Linked DNA regions of Homo sapiens: region 2 is linked to region 1. Evidence: read pairs that join two places in POLR2A ChIA-PET (ENCODE). Cell type or tissue: IMR-90. All regions are shown on one strand. Links, peaks and the distances in the headings refer to the core of each region. The heading gives the core; the rest is flanking DNA.

The links. Peaks named below come from ENCODE experiments on the same cell type or tissue, not always from the same donor. Only the 100,000 strongest peaks of a DNase experiment are listed, where the experiment ranks them.
Region 2: POLR2A ChIA-PET joins it to region 1 with 5 read pairs; 2 of 35 experiments call an interaction of 5 or more read pairs at or near these places.

The regions. Positions count from the first base shown.
Region 1 is chr7:27,236,491-27,241,853 of GRCh38, reverse strand. It overlaps EVX1-AS (EVX1 antisense RNA), which reads left to right. Exons shown (of 4, transcript NR_120507.1): 3 at 213-305; 4 at 404-425. Among named protein-coding and RNA genes, the nearest start is that of EVX1, 3.6 kb to the left of the region's middle. In IMR-90, for the core only: no CTCF peak of the experiment used is centred there; no DNase peak of the experiment used is centred there; H3K27me3 peaks cover 5,000 bases.
Region 2 is chr7:27,184,017-27,189,379 of GRCh38, reverse strand. It overlaps HOXA11 (homeobox A11), which reads left to right and starts at 4,148. Exons shown (of 2, transcript NM_005523.6): 1 at 4,148-4,944. The coding sequence starts at 4,236. It overlaps HOXA11-AS (HOXA11 antisense RNA), which reads right to left and starts at 3,972. Exons shown (of 2, transcript NR_002795.2): 1 at 3,117-3,972; 2 at 87-779. RefSeq lists enhancers at 3,021-3,902, 4,785-5,363. In IMR-90, for the core only: no CTCF peak of the experiment used is centred there; no DNase peak of the experiment used is centred there; H3K4me3 peaks cover 980 bases; H3K27me3 peaks cover 4,657 bases.

The sequences.
Region 1 (5,363 bases), core at 144-5,143:
AGTATTCGTTCAGAATCAGCGAAGTCTCCTGGAAAGAGGTTTTTCGAATGAAGAGGCGCCAGGAATGCGGCCCCTGCTGTGGCAGTACTGGAGGCCCCTACTTGGGAGAAGGCAGTAGCTTTCACCGCGCTATTTTGGGCAGGGGTTCAGCCTCCCCGAGTACAAAAAGGTTGGGGTTCATAGAGGTTTGACTCATAAGGTCCTCTCCCAAGTCCCTGCCTAGGGGCAGTGGTACCTGTCTCCAAAAGTGGATGGCGTTTGAGGTAGAAGAGAGTGAAGTCGCTGAAAATGCCCTAAAACAGCAAGTAAGTAGGGACTCTGATGAAGGGCTGGAGGTGGGGGCAGGGGTTGTGGAACTTAATATCTGGAAGCTGCCATAGGCCTCTCTTGGCTCCTCTCCCAGGGAAGAAGCTGGTATAAAACTCCTTCAAACTGACCCTTTTTGAGCTCCAAGCAAGTGTGCTGGGGCCAGGTGGGTGGGCTGAGTCTATCCCCACATTGCTGAGAGCAGGAGGTGGGCACCTTCTATGCTCAACCCCCCTTTCTCCGCCTCCTCCCGAAGAGCTTCTAGCCCTAGGCAGCCAGCTGCAAAGGGCAGCCCAGCACCTCCCTCCTTTCTGTGTCCCTAGCAAAGCCCCAGCTTTTACAGGTAAGTCCTCTTCCGTGACCTTTTTATCTGTTATCTCCTACTTTTCTCTCCTCCTTTTTCTCTTTCTGTATTCTTCTCCTTCTTTGCTTCTCTCCTCCATCTTCCTATCCATAGGGTTAAGGAAGGTAGAGGAAGTAAGGGGTCCAAAGAAAGACAAAGTTTCCTCTTCACTCCGGCTTTCCACTTCTCTTTCAGTCTAAGACGATGTTCATTAATCTTGCCTGGGGGCGGAGGCAGCGGGATCCGGAAGGTAGTGTCCACATAGATATTTCTACTCCTTGGGACTCCTGAAGCCACTATATGCTGAGCACTGCTAGCCCCAAAATCCAGGGAAATGTTTTAGAGGTGAGAGGATCAATTGGGAGTGAGGGGAGTCAAATCCTAGAACCTTTTCCTGCCTTGGAGAGCTGTCCAGGTATTCTATCTTTCTCTGTCCTCCCTACCAGCAGCCACAGCCTGAGGGAGCACCTGGCTTGCTCTCTTTCCTGTCAATGGCAAGCCCCCTGGGCATCTGTCTTAGAGCTTCCAAGGTTGCCTACTCTCTATAGGGCCCTCCAGCACTGGGCCTTTGAGGTGCCCACCCTCCTTTCCTCCTTGAGCGCTTAACCTTCTCGTGAGTAGCCTGCTGCCCCCATCTCCTGGGGGCTGGGTCCTCAGAGGGACTCCTGGCTCCCCACCCCGCCCCCAGCTCTGCATTCAATGGGAATCCTCTGTTTGATCCGCTTTTCTTCTGGGTGAGATGAAAGCCGAGTAGGAGTGAGAGATCAAGGAGTGCCACTTAGTCTGCTTCCTGGGTCGGGCCCTACGGAGCAGGGCTTACATCCCGCGGAGAGGGCTGGATGGAGCTGAGGACCGGCTTTTCAGAGGGAGGTTGCCTCCCTTGGGCTCCAGATCTGAAGCTTCAGGGACACATCCCCTCAGCCCAAAGCCTTCCCCAGCCCTCTCCCGACTTCTGCCCCGCTCTTTCAAAGCTGACTGGCCAGTCTTAGGAGCCTAGGGAACCACACCCACCCCCGCCCCTTTCCACCGGCGCATTAGGGGGAAAACGTTTTAACCAAATGTCACTTCTTCCAAAAGCATCCTTTCATCAACCTCACATTAAGAGCGGTTGGGTTTTTAAAGGAAAGAAGACAAAAAAAGAGAGGACTGGATAAGAACACTGTTTTGGTTTTTTGGGCGGTGAATGTGGGGGGAGTATTTAATAACATCGTTATCACTGTGTCGTGAAGGTTATTCGCGGCACGGCTCGAGAAGGAAGGTAAATTCCGAGAGCAAGTGAAGCCCTGCACAACCCCATTAAGCCTGGGCAATCCCATGACAGCGGAGAGGGGGTGATAGCAGCTGAGGTGGAGGCCGCTCCAGGCCCGGCGGCTTCTCATTTCTCGCGGCGGGGGACACCCATCCCCCACCTGCCACACGGCAGGCCCCCCGTCCCTTCCCCCGCTGGGGCGACGGGCTCCGGTCCAGCCGGCTCCTCTCGGATTGAAATTCTCCGGACTTCAAAAGCTCCCAGCTTGGCTTCCGCCGGGGCTGGGCTGGCCTGGCCCGGGCCGGAGGGGGGTGGGTGGGAACCCCGGGGAGGCGACGGAGATAAGATGCGCGGGTCGTTTTAAATGGAATCGGAAGCCGGGCATAGGCCCCCAGACGCGCGGGTCAGCTGGAACAGCTTCGCTCCTGAAGAAAACCGGGCTCGGAAAAGCGGCGCGTGTGGGGCCTGCCTCCGCAGTCTGCCCGCCCGGCTCGGGGGAGATGGCCCGCGGCCCCGATCACCCTCCCCAGCCTGCAGCGGGCCTTTCAACGGCGACAGGGCCCCGAGAAGGGAGAGAGCGAGGAGTCCTGAGCCGGGGGCCAGGAGCTGGCTTGTCGGCTCAGGTGTCGGTGAAAATGTGATCAGGAAAAAAATGTTTTCGCTTCTCTTTGGTTAAAAAGTAAGAACAAAGGGAGCTTCCTTCTAAACAATAAGCGTGGTCTGGCTGTCGTGAATATTAGTCTTGGGCCCTCCGTCATCTTCCAGGCCGTGGTGGGGGCGCCAGACTGCTGGGTCCTCGCGGTGGGGACAGCCGGAGGTGGGTGGTTCTGGGACCCGCTTCCCCCTTCTGCCTTGGCAGCTGCTGATGCCCTTTTGGGAACCTAGTGCCACTGCTGGGTGCACCCCTGGGGAATAAGGTCGAGTGGATCTCACACTTGCAGGTAGATGAGGGTTGACCACTCCTGTCACCTCCTTGCACTGCAGTGGAATCTGCTGAGAAAGTCGGTGGCAGCTGTGTAACTGTGGCAGGCACCGTGGAACACTTTCTCCTTCAGACAGGGGGAAACTGCGGCTTCTGGAACTCTGATTTTGAAGAGTGCCCCCTCCTCTCCACCCTCCTGGAATGGAGGGCCAGGTCCTGGGAGGCAGCTGACCCTGCTGCACTCCTGCCTGTACACCTGTCTGCCTGGGCTCCTTAAGGCCAGCCTGGTAGCTTCCTGGCCCTGTGCTAAGGATGTCTGGTCCACATCCCCATTCCCACCACTGGCCCATCCTAGGGCTGGAGGACCCAGGGTGAGACTGGCAGCTGAAGACCTCCCCAAGCTCAAGGTTTGCTGCCACCTCAGCCACTGACTGGAAGGGCCCAGTGCAGTTTGTGTCCAAGAGCAATTCTCCAACACCCAAGCACCCAAAGGCTCAGACATCTCCCTCCTCAACCCTAGCAGAGATGCTATGGATTCTTCTTCTTCATTATTGTCCTGAAGTTTGCTTTTATTACAAAGAACATCAACACCCATTTCTCATTTAATCTAACAATCTCATTTAATTTAACAGTCCTTTAAAAGGCCTCAAGAGTCCACAGTGCATTTTTTCCTACAGTTGTAGAATGACTAGTGGTCTTGACTCAGATAGCTAGGTCAGGGCTGAGTGTCAAACCAAGCTCAGTCTCCCTTCCAAGGCCATGTCCCTCCCTGGCCTTCAGGGATGCCTCAACCCCCAGCAATGCTTTAACTCTCCATAAGGCAACCCTCCACAAAGCCTCAGCCTTTACTGGGGTTTAGGCAGGTCTGTGGGCCTCTCAGAGAGTGTCCCTCCTGCCCTTAGAAGCACCTGCATGGCTGGAAGGCTCAGGGCCCACACAGCTGGATGGACTAGTCCTCACCCTGCCACCCCCATCCCTCACCCACACCACACATACTTTTCCAGGAGGGCAAAGAGAAATCCCTCTTAGAAGTCTGGAGTTCCCACATGATAAGAGCAGTCACTGCTCTAAGCGTTTCACATGTATTAGCTCTCCAGCCTCACAACAGGCTCTGAGGAAGACAGCATGAATCATCTCTATTTTGTGGCTGAGAAACCCAAAGCACAGACAGAAAGCTGATGTGTAAATGAGCATCAGGATTCAACCCCTCCCTCCAGCTCAAAGGCCACTTTCACAATTTGAGAATTAGGAAGGTGCTAAGCATTGCCTTCTGAGACTTCTCTTCCAAAAATTTATCTTGTGATTTTTTGTGACCAAGGCCTCTTCTCTACCTCATTTCTAGATTAACTCATGGAGGGGGTTGGGAGAGCCACCCTCAGGAATGTAGGGTAGGAGAACTGCTCTGCCGAAGCATGTGGGAAGGGTCTCAGGGCCTGAGGCCAGAATGTCAGAAATATCAGTGCAGCTGCTGATCCTGGAGACCCTAAGAGACAAAGCCCAGTCCCTCTCTGACCATTGCAATCCACTGAGGCCCTGAGAACATTTCTGGAAAGGAGCAGGACTCACCAAGGTCACCCAGGCAGTTTTAACCTCTTAGGTATGGCCCCTTCACATAGCCATCAGCCCTCTTCCCACGAAAATGCAGAGGCAGAGAAGTTGGCCTTCAGTTCCCAGATCCCCCACACCCTTGGAGCCACCATACTCCAGGCACAATTCCCTGAGCCATTTCATAGAGTACCCTTTACCAGGGTATTTTCCCTTACATGGCTGCTACCCCCTTCAAATTGACCTCCAGGATTGATTGGTCCAAGGGGCAAAACCCAAGAGTCTGGCCAGGCCTGGTCACACCTGCAACCTGGCTGGGGACATCCTTTATGTTCTGCATGTGCCTCCATCCAAACCTCTAGGCTCTGGACCTGCATCAGGGAGAGAATCACCCCGCTGGGGTTTCTCCTGTAAAAGACAGGACTCGGCTTGGGCTGACCTTCCTTTGGGATAAAGGAAACCCAGAGTCCAGGGAACTGTCCTGTTATTATCACTGTATTACAACATTGCTTCATTTACATTATTGAGAAGAGATTGGAGTGGGGTCAGGGGAGGATATGTTTTCAGGATCTTTTGTTTGTTTTTAATAGATTTTGTCCAGGCACAAATCCTTTCCAAGCACTGGGCTATCCAAGGGCCAGACAAACCTGACCACCTTGCTCCCCCTACTCCCAGTCCCCTGCCATGGGGCACCATCTCCACCCTCTTCCACCCCTGCACTGTAAGAGGGAACCTGCCCACTGCAGCGCCTGTCAGGGCCACCCAACAAGGGCAATGCAGGACCACAAATCTGGGTGGAGGCATCATTTCGGGCTGTGGAGTAGTAGAGGACAACTCGATGGTCCCAAAATTCTTCCTCCAGGGTGCGGGTGTCTCTCTGTCTCTGTGTGCTCTCTGACCCTGTGTCTCTCTCAGTTCCCAAGCTGAGGAGGCCAAAGCCCCTTCCCCTCTCCTGGGCCCGGAAGACGGAAGACTCGGTGGCGCCTAATAAGGAGTAG
Region 2 (5,363 bases), core at 295-5,294, 53 kb after region 1:
GGCGACCCCGCCTGGGCACTGCCCGCCGGCGCCCTCCCGCTGCCTCCCGGACCATTCAGGCTGCAAGAAGAAGCGGAGGCGGCAGAGGCGCCTGGACCCACTTTATTCCGATATTCCGCCTGCAAAGGCTGTGGAAAGAAGCGTAAGGCTCAGGGATGGTAGTCCCCAGAGAGGAGGGTCCCTGAGGCTCTGCGCAAGCCCCCCCTCCCCAACCTTTCGGGCCAAGTCAGACGAAGCCTCGGAAAGGCTGGGTCTGTTTTGCTGACCAAATCTCCTTGTTAGCCGTTTCCGCCTGACAAGCCTGGCGCAGGCGTTGGCCTTCTCCTCTCCGGGCGGCCACCTCCAATGCCGCGCGGGGAGCAATGGGGCCCGGCCCTGCAGAGGGCTGCCTGGACCTTGAAGTTTGGAAAAACAAGAAGAGACTGAGCCGGCTCCCTCCCTTCTCTGCAGACACACACGCACCGTCAGGCCGCCGCCACTTCCTGCCTTTGTTTTTCTTCCTCCAAACATTTTTTGGCCTCTTGCATTAGCCGCGGTGGGGCTCTGGGTTGACGATAAAAGGAAATACACTCTGAAGACAGTTTTCTGGAGATGGCCCGCGCTGTGGAGCTCCTGAGAAAGAACAGCTCCTGGGAAGCCAGTCGCCAGGGCCAATGTCACAGCCTTACGCGCGCCGGCCTCTTCAAGAAATGGAACTCGGACTTGGCCTTCCGGGGCGGCTTTAGCCTCAGTCGGGTCTTTCCCAGAGCCCGGTGGGCTAAGCTCGGCTGTTGGACCTCCTGCAAAGCGGAAGAGTCAATCATAGGCTCAGAGCAAAGTCAAAACCAAGGACCCGAAGGTCTGCCTCCCCTTTTTCCCCTAGATTTGGTCTGATCCTCAGAGCTGCGCCCACCCCTCGCCCCAGCCGCCTGCCTGGAGAAACCTTCACATTCACACCGCCAGCATATTCCGAACACGAGGGCAGGAGCGGGCAAAGCTGGGATATTGCGCAGCCTTGGGGAGCTGAGTACCCGTCTCCTATTCCTGCTGGGCAACTAAAAGTGTTCGGCCACTCCAGGCGTTTTCCCTTCTGCTGATATCAAAAACCTTTTCCCTCATCCATCTTCACGGCAGCGCCCCCACACACCCCCTTCCGGGCGGCAAGTCCCTCCGGGCACTCGGCTTCGGTGCAGCCTGCCGAATTGCCCTGCCAGCCGCTCCCGGAGCGCCTTTCTCAGCCCCAGCCTTTTCTCCGGAATTCGCCTTTGTCTCCTGCGGACACCCGTGGGATCCAGCCCTGCCAGCACCCTCTCGGTTCGGCCCTCGAGGAGGACATGGGAGGCAGTGGTTATGCGGAACAGCGCACACCCCCATACCGACCTTTCTGCCGGGACCGCTCTCCCGGACACCAGGGGAAAACCGATCTAATTAAGAGAGGGGCTGCGTGCCGCTGGGGGAGGTGGCCTGGCATCCCCCGCTGGCGGGCCACCACAACCCCGTCTGCTCAGGCACAAGCTGAAGTTGACTGCCAAAACTGCTATAAAACCGCAGGTCTGTCTAGAACTGTTTTCGGTTTTCCTAGACGCCCCCGGGTTCAATTATGGTCTTAAAAGCCCTAATACAAGTGCAAGAATTTGTTTGCCTTCACCCAGGGGCGGGGCGAGCCCCGCAATGGTGGCGCCTTTGTTATGGCAAAGTCACTGAAACCCTTCATGCATTCCTTTTGTTCGAAGGTAGGGGTGGCGTGGACTGGGTGGGCTGCAGAGAGAGAGCTTGGGATAGCCAAAATCAAGCCAGGGAACAGCTCGAATACCGCTGTTTGAAACCTCTCCTTCTGTCTTTTATATTCTGTCTCTAAAAAAGAGATGCTGTGGAGAAACAAACATTTTGCCTTGTTGGTCACTGCTGGAAATAGAAGTTTTTTCGCTGCAGGGCAATTCTGTAAATGTGCTTCCCAGCTTTAGGAGGTCTGAGGCTACTCTTCTCCAATAACCTTCCTTCCCACTGGACCTTCTCACTCACAGCACTGCTGCCCTCTGGACAAGCCACAGTGGACAAATATGTCAAGCTGAAGATGCACAAATAATTTCAAGTTCAGTTCTCAGGGATTCAAAGGACATGAAAATTCTTGTAGCAAATCTTGAATAAAGAGTTCATTAAACCAATGTGTCCAAGTAGCTTGATTTGTGATAAGCAATCCTTGTAAAGGTGGTGGTGGGGGGAGGTGGAGAGCCACATAAACATTAATGCTAATAAATTAGTTTACTCGACTACAGAGTAATTACTTCATATTATTGATATTTACAGCAGGTATTCAAATGCAATGGTAGGCCATTATTTGGAGAAAATACATAATAAGAATATTTCTTTTCCAGTGCAATACACGATTAGATTTGTTATTGAGTCAGTTACAGTCAGCTCAGCAATAAATAAATAAATCGATGTTGACACTTAAATACCAAAGATCTTAGAGTTTATACTCTAAATCTCCCCAAGATATGTAAATAACTTTGGCTATTTCCTGGAGAGGGAAAAACAAAAGGTTATCTTTTTACATATTTTTTTATTTTCCTTCAGCAACATCCCAGATCCTTCCAAGAAGAGAGTTGTTGGGAGGCCTCAGGTCTGGGCCCTTCTCAGCTCCTGGCTCTGCCTGGCTGCTCTGTGCTCTGTGTCCTCTCCTTTCTTTCGCTTCCTCCAAACATTGCTCCTTCAATCCTGCAGGATGGGGAGCATATTTTGCCTTCTTAATTTATTTTTTTTCCTCTTCTCAAGAAAGCTAGACTCAGAGTATTGCTATGGCCTCTCTCTATCCTTAGCACAAACCTAGCTTTTTAAAGACATCCCTGTTTCCCCAGGTGCAGGGAGTTCGGGAAGCACCTCTCCTTTCTCTGGTATTGTATTCCTCCTGTGGAATGAGCAGTAGGAAAGGCACAGAGCTCTCTGAGTTTTTGCCCTGCACATCCCTTGCTTTCACTCTCACACATTGCAAGGAAGGAGAGTAGGAGAGTAGGTGGGTTACCCCTTTCTCAGCCACCTCTCCTTGGCCCTCAGCCCGTCCTTTCCACCTCCATTCTCCCCACACCCCTGGAGCTCTGTAAGCAGCCTGATGGGCCCCCCACGAAGATGCAGCATACCCAGGAGAAGTCTCCTCGGATGTCAGCGCCTCTAAAGCAGCCCAAGGCTTGCCTCAATTGCATGGTTTCCCGAGTCCTCAGCTCCAGAAGACCAGGCAGATGGGTGGACCGGTGAGCAGCAGGGCAGCCCCTGTGCCTCTGTCTCTGCCGAGTCACTCCGAAGCCCGGCAGGCAGCGAGGAGGAGGGAGTTTCTCCAAGGACAGAAGGTGGGATGAAGAGGTAGGCAGGGAAGATGAGGGGAGAGGTGGATCCCGGGTAAGACGAAGGCCCTTCCGGGCCCTGCGGATCAGTGACAAACCGCGGGGAGAAGCCGTTCTGGCTGTTGGCGGTTTAGGGACGGAAGGCACTAAAGCGCTTCGGAAGTGACCATGAATGAGAGAGTGTAATCAAGTCACCGTGCAAATCGGACAAGCCACCAGGCAGGCACATCCACGGCTTCAAACTCTGGCCCCGAAGGGGTTCCGGCTAGGGTCGGAGGCAGAGGCGCTTCCCAGAGCAAGTCTATGGGAGGGGGACTGCGAAGAAGGGGGTGCAAATGCGAGACTCCAGGAGAACAGACTCCGAGACCACAGGCCACACAGCGACGGACTCCCACCTGGCTATCCCCAGTCCAGGGCATCCCTCACCCACCCGGGGAGCTGCGGGTGGGAGGTGGGGACGAGAGTTGAGCTCTCACCGCCCTCTGCACACTCGAGAACGAGGACCCTGCAATTGAGCACAAGCATGCTGCATGGGGGCGCACCCCAGCCTCTCCGCGCGCGCCGGGAGGCCCCCCAGCCAACATGAGTTACACCGGCGATTACGTGCTTTCGGTGAGAACACCGAGTGACGATCTGTTGCTTCCCCTGAGGTGGCTACAAAGAAAGGAAGCCGGGAGGGAGGGGAGAGGAGGAAAAAAAAAAAAGGAAAGGGGGGGGGAAAAGGCCCGGACTAGCTAGCAGCTTGTCAATTTCAACATCGGGTCACATGACCAGCACCTCCCTGCTAAGGATGGGGATAGATTTCCACGTCAGCTTACGTCTCCAAATTTCTACTTCACGGATCCGCTTCAAAGAGGCAGCTGCAGTGGAGAATCATGTTAAGCTCGGCTACTGCGGAGAGCCCAAGGTAGCCCAATAATGGATTTTGATGAGCGTGGTCCCTGCTCCTCTAACATGTATTTGCCAAGTTGTACTTACTACGTCTCGGGTCCAGATTTCTCCAGCCTCCCTTCTTTTCTGCCCCAGACCCCGTCTTCGCGCCCAATGACATACTCCTACTCCTCCAACCTGCCCCAGGTCCAACCCGTGCGCGAAGTGACCTTCAGAGAGTACGCCATTGAGCCCGCCACTAAATGGCACCCCCGCGGCAATCTGGCCCACTGCTACTCCGCGGAGGAGCTCGTGCACAGAGACTGCCTGCAGGCGCCCAGCGCGGCCGGCGTGCCTGGCGACGTGCTGGCCAAGAGCTCGGCCAACGTCTACCACCACCCCACCCCCGCAGTCTCGTCCAATTTCTATAGCACCGTGGGCAGGAACGGCGTCCTGCCACAGGCTTTCGACCAGTTTTTCGAGACAGCCTACGGCACCCCGGAAAACCTCGCCTCCTCCGACTACCCCGGGGACAAGAGCGCCGAGAAGGGGCCCCCGGCGGCCACGGCGACCTCCGCGGCGGCGGCGGCGGCTGCAACGGGCGCGCCGGCAACTTCAAGTTCGGACAGCGGCGGCGGCGGCGGCTGCCGGGAGACGGCGGCGGCAGCAGAGGAGAAAGAGCGGCGGCGGCGCCCCGAGAGCAGCAGCAGCCCCGAGTCGTCTTCCGGCCACACTGAGGACAAGGCCGGCGGCTCCAGTACGTATAAAGGCAGCGCCCTGCGCTTTATGAAAGGGGAGTTGGAAATCTAGCGCAGCACCGCTGTTAAATTTTTATATGCTGTTTTATAAGCATATAAGGTTTATGAAGGGCCTTTAGGTTTCCCCCAACAAAACTTTGTTATAAAAGGCGGGATCACGTGGCGAGTGCTGAAATTGGCCGTGAAATACCCACCGGCCAAGGCATGCCTGCAAAAAAAAACAACTCCCCTTTTCCCTTTTTTCCCTTCTCAGCTCCCAAGCCCAGCAGCTCGACCCCGCTCGGGGCCAGCTCCAGGCTGGGGAGCCGGAGGTGGGCGCCTGTAAATTCCCCCTGCAAGGGCTTCGGGAGCTTTTGATAGCGAGGTAATCCGGAGATTTTTATAAAAGCCATGTGTTGCGCCGGGACTCCAGTCCCGG